Linked DNA regions of Homo sapiens: region 2 is linked to region 1. A link is a contact called in ENCODE Hi-C data. All regions are on one chromosome and are shown on one strand. The core of a region is the stretch at or near the end of the contact, and the rest is flanking DNA. Distances in the headings are between cores, read along the strand shown.

Region 1 (5,072 bases), core at 1,723-4,222:
GGGTAACCTGATCTTTCTCTCTGGCTGCCCTTAACATTTTTTCCTTCATTTCAACCTTGGTGAATCATGATTATGTATCTTGGGGTTGCTCTTCTTGAGGAGTATCTTTGTGGTGTTCTCTGGTTCAATACCCCTTTTTAAAAATAGATACATGAACCAGACAGAAAATTAACAAGAAAATACTGGATTTGAACTGTACATTAGAGCAAATGGACTTAAACAGATATGTACAGACAGAAGAATGTGTATTTTTCCTAGTGTACATGGAACATTATCCAGGATAAACCAAATATGAAGCCATAAAACAAGTCTTAGCAAACTCAAGAAGATTAAAATCATAATGGTATTGTTTTCAGCCATGACAGTATAAAATTAGAAATCAGTAACAGGAGAAATTTTGGAAAAGTCACAGATATGTGGAAATTAAACAGCATGTTTCTGAAAAATCAATGGATCAAATAAGAATCAAAGGTAAATTAAAAGTGCTCACTTCAGTAGCACATATACAGAAGGAATTTTTTAAATTTTGATATGAATGACAATAAAAATACAATATATCAAAACCCATGGGGTGTAGCAAAAGTGGTTCTAAAGGGGAACTTTATAGGTATAAATGCCTACATTAAAAAAGAAGAAATACCTTAATCAAAAAATTTAATGTTATGCCCTAAGGAGCTAGAAAAAGAGAAACCTAAACCCAAAGTTAACTGAAGGAAGGGAACAATAATATCAGAGCAGAAATAAATCAAATAGAGAACAGAAAAACCATGTGAAAAAAACTAATAAAACCAAGACTTGATTCTTTGAAAAATAATTTTTTTTGAGACAGAGTCTTGCTCTGTTGCCCAGGCTGGAGTGCAGTGGCATGATCTCAGCTCACTGCAACCTCTGCCTCCTGGGTTCAAGCAATTCTCCTGCCTCCACTTCCCAAGTAGCTGGGACTATAGGCGTGCACCACCATGCCTAGAAAATTTTTTTGTATTTTTAGTAGAGACAGGGTTTCACCATGTTGGCCAAGCCAGTCTCGAACTCCTGACCTCTCGGGTGATCCGCTGCCTCGGCCTCCCAAAGTGCTGGGATTACATGCATGAGCCACTGTGCCCAGCCTTGAAAAATAAATAATATCAAATTCCAAGATAGACTAAGAAAAAAAAAAGACTGGAATAAATAAAATCAGAAATATAAATGAAGACCATACAATACATGCCTCAAAAATAAAAAACATCATAATAAACAATTATGAAAAAGCATCTGCCAACAAATGGCACAACTTATAAAAGTTAATAAACTACTATAAAACAGTAACTTTTAAGAATAAATTAGGAAGAAATAGAAAGCTTGAACAAACTATTATAATAATAAATAAAGACACTGAAGAAGTAATTAGAAACCTTCCAACAGAAATAAAGCTTGGGACCAGATGGCTTTATGGCTGAATTTTACCAAACATTCAAAGAAGAATTATTACCACTTAACTGTCCCAGAAAATAGAGCTGGGAGAATACTTACAACATACTTTACAAGGCCAGCATCACTTTCACAACTAAGCAAGAAAAAGACACCACAATAGGTGTCTTTAGGCCAAAAAAAAAAAAAAAAACTATAGGCCAATAACTCATATAATGCAAAACTCCTCAGTCAAATATTAGCAAACCAAATTCATCAAACACATCAAAAACAGTATACGTCATCACCAAGTGGGATTTATCCTTGGCATGAAAGGCTGGTTAACATACTCAATCAATGTAATACATCACATTTACAGCACGAAAAACAGAAAACCACATGATTATCTCAATTGACACAGAAAAGTATTTGACAAAATTCCACGTCCATTCTTGATTTAAAAAACTCTTAATGGTCAGGTGCAGTGGCTCACACCTGTAAACCCAGCACTTTGGGAGGCCGAAGTGGGTAGATCACTTGAGGTCAGGAGTTCGAGACCAGCCTGGCCAACAAGGTGAAATCCCGTCTCTACTGAAAATACAAAAATTAGCCAGAGGTAATGGTGTGTGCCTGTAGTCCCAGCTACTCAGGAGGCTGAGACAGGAGAGTCACTTGAACCCAGGAGGCAGGGGCTGTAGTGAGCCAAGATTGCACCACTGCACTGCAGCCTGGGTGACAGAGTGAGATTCCTTCTCAAAACGAACAAAAAACTCTTAACAATTCATGTATAAAAGTAAAATTCTGGCCGGGAGCAGTGGCTCACGCCTGTAATCCCAGCACTTTGCAAGGCCGAGGCGGGCAGATCATGAGGTCAGGAATTCGAGATGAGCCTGACCAACATGTTGAAACCCCATCTCTACTAAAAATACAAAAATTAACTGGGCGTGGTGGCACACACCTGTAATCCCAGCTACTCGGGAGGCTGAGGCAGGAGAATCACTTGAACCCTGGAGGCAGAGGTTGCAGTGAGCCAAGATTGCGCCACTGCACTCTAGCCTGGGTGACAGAGTGAGACTCTATCTCAAAAAAAACTAGATATTGTGGGTCGCTTCTAAGATGGCCAAATAGGAACAACTCCGGTCTGCAGCTCCCAGCGAGATCAATGCAGAAGATGAGTGATTTCTGCATTTCCAACTGAGGTACCTGGCTCATCTCACTGGGACTGGTTGGACAGTGGGTGCAGCCCATGGAGGGCAAGCTGAAGTAGGGCAGGGCATCACCTCACCTGGGAAGCACAAGGGGCAGGGGATTTCCCTTTCCTAGCCAAGGGAAGCCATGACAGACTATACCTGGAGAAACAGTACACTCCTAGCCAAATACTGCACTTCTCCCACGGTCTTAGCAACTGGCAAACCAGGAGATACCCTCCTGTGCCTGGCTTGCTGGGTCCCATGCTCACAGAGCCTTGCTCGCTGCCAGCACGGCAGTCTGAGATCAACCTGCGATGCTGCAGCTTGACAGGGGGAGGAGTGTCCACCATTGCTGAGGCTTGAGTGGCTCACTGTGTAAACAAAGCAGCCAGGAACCTTGAACTGGGCGGAGCCCACTGCAGCTCAGCAAGGCCTACTGCCTCTCTAGATTCCACCTCTGAGGGCAGGGCATAGTAGAACAAAAGTCAGTAGGCAGCTTCTACAGACTTAAACGTCCCTGTCTGACAGCTCTGAAGAGAGCAGTGGTTCTCTTAGCATGGCATTTGAGCTCCAAGAACGGACAGACTGCCTCTTCGGGTGGGTCCCTGACCCCCGTGTAGCCTGACTGGGAGACACCTCCCAGTAGAGGCCAACAGACACCTCAAATAGGTGGGTGCCCCTCTGGGATGAAGCTTCCAGAGGAAGGATCAGGCAGCAATATTTGCTGTTTTGCAGCCTCCACTGGTGATACCCAGGCAAACAGGGTGTGGAGTGGACCTCCAGCAAACTCCAAACAGACCTGAAGCTGAGGGGCCTGACCGTTAGAAGGAAAACTAACAAACAGAAAGGAATAGCTTCAACATCAACAAAAAGGACATCCACACCAAAACCCCATCTGTAGGTCACCAACATCAAAGACCAAAGGTAGATAAAACCACAAGATGGAGAGAAACCAGAACAGAAAAGTGGAAAATTCCAAAAACCAGAGCGTCTCTTCTCCTCCAAAGGATCACAGCTCCTCACCAGCAAGGGAACAAAACTGGATGGAGAATGAGTTTGATGAATTGACAGAAGTAGGCTTCAGAAGGTCAGTAATAACAAACTCCTCCGAGCTAAAGGAGCATGCTCTAACCCATCACAAGGAAGCTAAAAACCTTGAAAAAAGGTTAGACAAATGGCTAACTAGAATAACCAGTGTAGAGAAGACCTTAAATGACCTGATGGAGCTGAAATACACAGCATGAGAACTTTGTGACGCATGCACAAGCTTCAGTAGCCGATTTGATCAAGTGGAAGAAAGCATATCAGTGATTGAAAATCAAATTAATGAAATAAAGCAAGAAGACAAGATCAGAGAAAAAAGAGTGAAAAGAAACAAACAAAGCCTCCAAGAAATATGGGACTATGTGAAAAGACCAAATATACATTTGATTGGTGTACCTGAAAGTGACGGGGGGAATGGAACCAAGTTGGAAAACACTCTTCAGAATATTATGCAGGAGAACTTCCCCAACCTAGCAAGACAGGCCAACATTCAAATTCAGGAAATACAGAGAATACCATAAAGATACTCCTTGAGAAGAGCAATCCCAAGACACATAATTGTCAGATTCACCAAGGTTGAAATGTAGGAAAAAATGTTAAGGGCAGCCAGGGAGAAAGGTCGGGTTACCCTCAAAGGGAAGCCCATCAGACTAACAGTGGATCACTTGGCAGAAACTCTACAAGCCAGAAGAGAGTGGGGGTCAATATTCAACATTCTGAAAGAAAAGAATTTTCAACCCAGAATTTCATATCCAGCCAAACTAAGCTTCATAAGTGAAGGAGAAATAAAATCCTTTACAGACAAGCAAATGCTGAGAGATTTTGTCACCACCAGGCCTGCCTTACAAGAGCTCCTGAAGGAAGCACTAAACATGGAAATGGAAAGGAACAACTGGTACCAGCCACTGCAAAAACATGCCAAATTGTAAAGACCATTGACACTATGAAGAAACTGCATCAATTAACAGGCAAAATAACCAGCTAACATCATAATGACAGGATCACATTCAAACATAACAATACTGACCTTAAATGTAAATGGGCTAAATGCCCCAATTAAAAGACACAGACTGGCAAATTGGATAAAGAGTCAAGACCCATCTGTGTGCTGTATTCAGGAGACCCATCTCACGTGCAAAGACGCACATACGCTCAAAATAAAGGGATGGAGGAAGATCTACCAAGCAAATGGAAAGCAAAAAGAAAAGCAGAGGTTGCAATCCTAGTCTCTGATAAAACAGACTTTAAACCAACAAAGATCAAAAGAGACAAAGAAGGCCACCACATAATGGTAAAGGGATCAATTCAACAAGAAGAGCTAACTATGCTAAATATATATGCACCCAATACAGAAGCACCCAGATTCTTAGAGCAAGTCCTTAGAGACCTACAAAGAGACTTAGACTCCCACACAATAATAATGGGAGACTTTAACACCCCACTGTCAATATT
Region 2 (5,072 bases), core at 660-3,159, 270 kb before region 1:
CAGCAGGAGCTCACAGCTGTCTGTCATGAGAGTCATTCCACCGCTGGCTCAGCTGCTCTGGGCTGGGGCAAAGCTGGCCACTGTCTCAGAAGGACCCACATGGTGTCCCAGAAGACAGGGAGGGCCTTGGGAAGACTGGGCCCTGCTTACTCGTCTCAGGACAGAGTCTGGGTAAGTTGGCCAGAAAAGCCATTGTCATCATTTGAGCTGCCCCAAAGATAAGAGCTCAAGGAGCAAAAGTGCAGATTGGTATAAACTGTCACAGTGTCCTGGAGGGGGCCTCTGAGGTCAGTTGGACAAATGCCCACAGTGTCTTCTGGGGAAACCAGGAGTTGAAGGCTGTGCTGCCTGTGGGCCTCCCCCTCTGCTGTAGTCTCTGGAGGGAGGAGTGGGTGAGGAGGTTCCTAATCTGGGTCCTATCTGGAACCTCTTTCCTCCTGACTCTAGGTCCTGAGTTTAAGACACCGGTTTTCCCCTCTCAGCAGGGGCCAACTGGACTCCTGCATTCATTTCCGCTCAGGATTGGTCTGCACAAGGCCCTTCTTTAGCCTTTAAACTTATCCATGCCTTTAGGCTCATTTATCTGTTCCCTGCTATGCACACACTCAGTCATCCCCACCCCCATGTCTGCTGTGTGAGCAGGGCTGTGCTTGCCAGGGCACCTGGGTCTGTGAGGCTGCGGGCGCCTCTAGATCATCAATCTCGGCCTCGTCTCCTTTTTCCCCACTGGAATCTCTCGGCTCATCCACATGGCTGCCCATCCCCAATGACGATGCTCGTCCTGGCCCCACCCCCAATGACGATGCTCGTCCTGGCCCCACCCCCAGTGACGATGCTCGTCCTGGCCCCACCCCCAACGACGATGCTCGTCCTGGCCCCACCCCCAACGACGATGCTCGTCCTGGCCCCACCCCCAACGACGATGCTCGTCCTGGCCCCACCCCCAACGACGATGCTCGTCCTGGCCCCACCCCCAACGACGATGCTCGTCCTGGCCCCACCCCCAACGACGATGCTCGTCCTGGCCCCACCCCCAACGACGATGCTCGTCCTGGCCCCACCCCCAACGACGATGCTCGTCCTGGCCCCACCCCCAACGACGATGCTCGTCCTGGCCCCACCCCCAACGACGATGCTCGTCCTGGCCCCACCCCCAGTGACGATGCTCGTCCTGGCCCCACCCCCAGTGACGATGCTCGTCCTGGCCCCACCCCCAGTGACGATGCTCGTCCTGGCCCCACCCCCAGTGACGATGCTCGTCCTGGCCCCACCCCCAGTGACGATGCTCGTCCTGGCCCCACCCCCAATGACGATGCACGACCTGGCCCCAGCCCTGGGGGTTTCTTGGGGACATCCTAGGTGTGATCTCACTGGGTCTGGGCTGCCTCTCCTCACTGCCTCCTAGGAAGCCCCACCGCCTGCTCACTCTTCAGTCATCAGGCTCTGGCTGCGTCGCCCACACTTTCGGAACCAGCCTCTCCCCTCACCGCCCGGGGCCCTTCCTTCGCCTCCTGAAACAGCCTCCCCGGCCCTGCACCTAGTGTGGGTTTGGGCAAAGCCCCTGCATCCTTCTGAGCTCAGGGCCTGCCACAGGCCAAAGCCTTGGCCACCCCCGACGCTGCCCCCTGCTCCCTGCATTTCTGTGCTGGAGGGGCTGTGAGCGTGCGCTACCATGGCCAGGGTGCTATTATTTCACTCTGCCATGTGTGGAGTGTGGGGTGTCACCCTCGGGTGTCAGCTCAGGACCACACAGGCCCTGGGACAGGGATGATGGGAGCACGGTTGCCAGCTCCAGGGAGGCCCAGACCTGCCTGCCTGGGTCACCCTCATGTACGTCCCAGTCTGTTAGTGACCACAGTGGGTCTTCGGGAGACAGGCAGACCTCCCACACCCCTGAAAGTTGGGCCTGGGGGATGGCTGTGGGTTAGAGAGGAGGGCCTCGCCCACAGGGACCTCGGGCCATGGGCACTTCCCCGCTGCAGCCTCTGCCCTGCAGCACCCCCTGGCTCTGGGTGTGGCTTTTGAGGTCCCCACAATCACACCCATCCTCTGCCTGCAGGTGTTCCCCACCACCCTCCCATGAGCCCCTTCCCTGCACCTCCCCCAGGCCGTCCTCAGCGGGGCCTCTGCTGATCTTCTCCGCAGTCAGTAGGAGCTCCCACGGGGTCCTCCTGGGCCGACCTGTGCTGCCGCCACGCACCTCACTCTCTTTACTGTTGCCAGCCCCCTGCAGTCCATACTGTTATTATCCCCATGTGACAGATGAGGACACCGAGGCACAGAGAGGCTGGCAGCCTTGCCAAGGGCAGCAGGAGGGAGGCTGGAATAGTCTGGACCCCACTCCGCTCTCTTTTTCACCTACACTAGATCTGTCTGTATGGCCACATCCCTGGCTATTTCAGCCCAATACGATGGCACAGGTCACTTAAATAAAAAAGAAAACAAACCAATAAACAAACATAAGCGCCTGCACCTGCCCCATGCTGTCTGTGCTTTCTCCTCTGGTTGGGATCGTGGCTCTCTGCTGCCCTCCTGTGGCCGTTGGTTTTCCTGGGTGGGGAAGGGTGCTGGCCTCATTCACAACAGCAGATACTCATTCCTCCAGGGTCAGGCTATGGGGCTCAACGTGATCAGGACAGATCTGAGCCCCGTGGTTATGGAGATGCCAGCTTAGCTTTCATACGTGACACAAACACATACACAGTCTTTCCAAATGGAGGTGTAGAGCAATTTTTAAATTTAAAATTCATGTTTTATTTTTAATTGTTCTAGAGATGGGGTTTCGCTATGTTGCCCAGGCTGGTCTCAAACTCCTGGGCTCAAGTGATCCTCCTGCCTTGGCTTCCCAAAGTGCTGGGATTACAGACATGAGAAACCCTGTCCAGCTGAAATGGAACATTTCTAATCTGTAGAGATAGGATCTCTCTGAGTTGCCCTGGCTGGGGTGCAGTGACACTGCAGCGTCAGACTCCCGGGCTCAAGTGATCCTCCCACCTTGGCCTCCCCATTATCAGCTGGGATTATAGGAATGAGCCACCATGCCTGGCTTCAAGCAATTTTTTATATTCACACACACACACAAAACATTGACCTAACTGATTGCAATGAAGATTTGTCACATCTATGCCCCAAAATCACCCAATAAAATGAACAGACAACTTGATGGGAAAGGATTTGGTAAGGTAGTTGGCAAAAAAAAAACTGGCCTTGAGCATTTTAAACTGTTAATTATAAAAAATGTCAGGCATACACAAAAGTGAAGCAAGTAACAAAAACTCCCATGTCCCCTGGCAAGATTCTTGCTTCTTTTACTCTCCTGTGCTTTCACATGTTTTCTTTTTATTTTTTGTTTATTTATTTATTTACTTATTTATTTTCGAGACAGGCTTCTGCTCTGTGGCCCAGGCTGGAGTGCAGTGGCATGATCATGGGTCATTGCAGCCTCAGCCTCCTAAGCTCAAGCAATCCTTCCGCCTCAGCCTCCCAAGGAACTCAGCCTCCCAAGTAACCACGCCCGGCTGATTTTTGTACTTTTTGTAGAGATGGGGTTTCACCATGTTGCCCAGGTTGGTCTCCAACTGCTGAGCTCAAGCAATCCTCCCACCTTGGCCTTGGCCTCCCAAAGTGCTTGGATTACAGATGTGAGCCACCGCACCTGCCCCCCCCCCACATGTATTTCCTCTCTATATTATTTTCTTACAAATCTCTAACAATTACACATCTCTAAGTTTGCAGTTGCTCACACTGAGACTAGTTATGCAACTCTTGTTTCATAAGGAGCATTGATTAGTGAACTGAAGTGTGTGCCTGGACATAAGAGGACCCTGTGGAACCTTTTTGTGACATGGAACTTACCACATTTCTGGGTGCTAGTGGCGTTCAGTAGATAATTTTCAATGGAATTCCCTGGTCCTTGTGCGGGAAATGAATTAAGGACATCAAGCCTATGCCAATGAAATGCAATTAAAATGAAATAGGAATTTCCCCATCATGGGACTAGATAAGGTAAAGGCTGGTGAAACTTTTGCTTGGGTGATTATGATCCAAAATTCTGCATCACGGAAGGGGGCTGGATTAAGTTTGCTCTAAATTTTCTTCCAGTCTAGGGGTTCAGTGGCTATAGATAAAGAGTTGTGGTTGAAACACTCAAGGTACTTACGGGTTGAAGGGTGCAAAATCCCAGAGAAATCTGAGTGGGCATGAGGTTAATCAGGGATGCTTCCTGGAAGAGAAGAATTTGGGGCAAATAGAAATGTGTACAAGGCAAAAAGATATGATGAAAATGAGGAGAATACACAGAAAGATATTTGATATTATAGAGCTTAAATTAATTTGGTAGGTTGGGCATTACCTAAGTGATATCAGCAAGTGGTCACAGAATACACTAAGATCCATCTACACAGTGGAAAATCTTGCAGCCCCGTGACTAAGGAAAGTTACTTCTATTTTCACCAGTCCTTGGAGACACCTTTTCAGGCAATTAAACCCCCAAGGGAAGGAGCCTCCTCCGAAGTTGTTTGCTCATCTCAGCTGCGCTGACAAACCAGTCTTTCCCATGGGGAGGTGAAGAAGAAAACTGGACGATGAGGCAGGGACTTACCGATTTGAGCCCTAGCTTCCTCTCCTGTAAAATGGGCATAATATTTTCACCACAGAATGTTTCCTGTGAGAATTAAGCTGAGTGGACAATCTAAAGTCAACCACGGTAGGCCCTGGGTGCCACTTCCCTCCACCTCTCCAAAGCCTGAAGCCCAGCAAACACCTCCCTGGGGTTTAGTCTAATCCTCAGGACCAGTTCTGGCCTCTTTTCTCTCCGCCTTCAATGGAGATATTTTTTTTCCATGAAAAGAGAATTTTACTGCAAATAGGACAGGTACAGAGCTTGGAAGGATGGATACAAGTCCTGCAAATAGTTCACACTGAAATTCTGAAAATAGGTTTTCAAATAGCAGATGAAATTCTGTCACCATGCTCCAGTCTTCATTCCCCGAAGGGGAAGGAGTTCAGCCAGTTTTCTCCTTACAGAAGCTGAGCTGACACAGAGCAGCACACACTGCTAGGACGTGGTGAGG

Evidence for each region. A loop is a pair of places that touch in the nucleus more often than their neighbours do. Pooled maps may share reads with other maps.
Region 2: a loop to region 1 is called in a pooled map, with 2.5 times the contacts of the local background. The contact joins two enhancer-like sites. A Hi-C loop is called at or near these places in 12 of 168 maps with a recorded cell type or tissue (GM12878, GM13976, HepG2 and 8 more) and 11 of 50 pooled maps.

The regions. Positions count from the first base shown.
Region 1 is chr5:180,883,976-180,889,047 of GRCh38, reverse strand. No RefSeq gene overlaps it. Among named protein-coding and RNA genes, the nearest start is that of BTNL8, 13 kb to the left of the region's middle. Within about 2 kb of position 2,972, at least 3 of the 41 ENCODE cell types and tissues checked have a DNase peak (open chromatin) inside an H3K27ac peak, as active enhancers do.
Region 2 is chr5:181,156,933-181,162,004 of GRCh38, reverse strand. It overlaps OR2V2 (olfactory receptor family 2 subfamily V member 2), which reads right to left. Exons shown (of 2, transcript NM_206880.2): 2 at 2,720-5,072. Among named protein-coding and RNA genes, the nearest start is that of TRV-AAC1-2, 4.7 kb to the left of the region's middle. RefSeq lists a silencer at 36-378 and enhancers at 239-408, 579-868, 1,443-1,622, 1,043-1,798, 1,799-2,555 and 1 more. Within about 2 kb of position 1,909, at least 21 of the 41 ENCODE cell types and tissues checked have a DNase peak (open chromatin) inside an H3K27ac peak, as active enhancers do.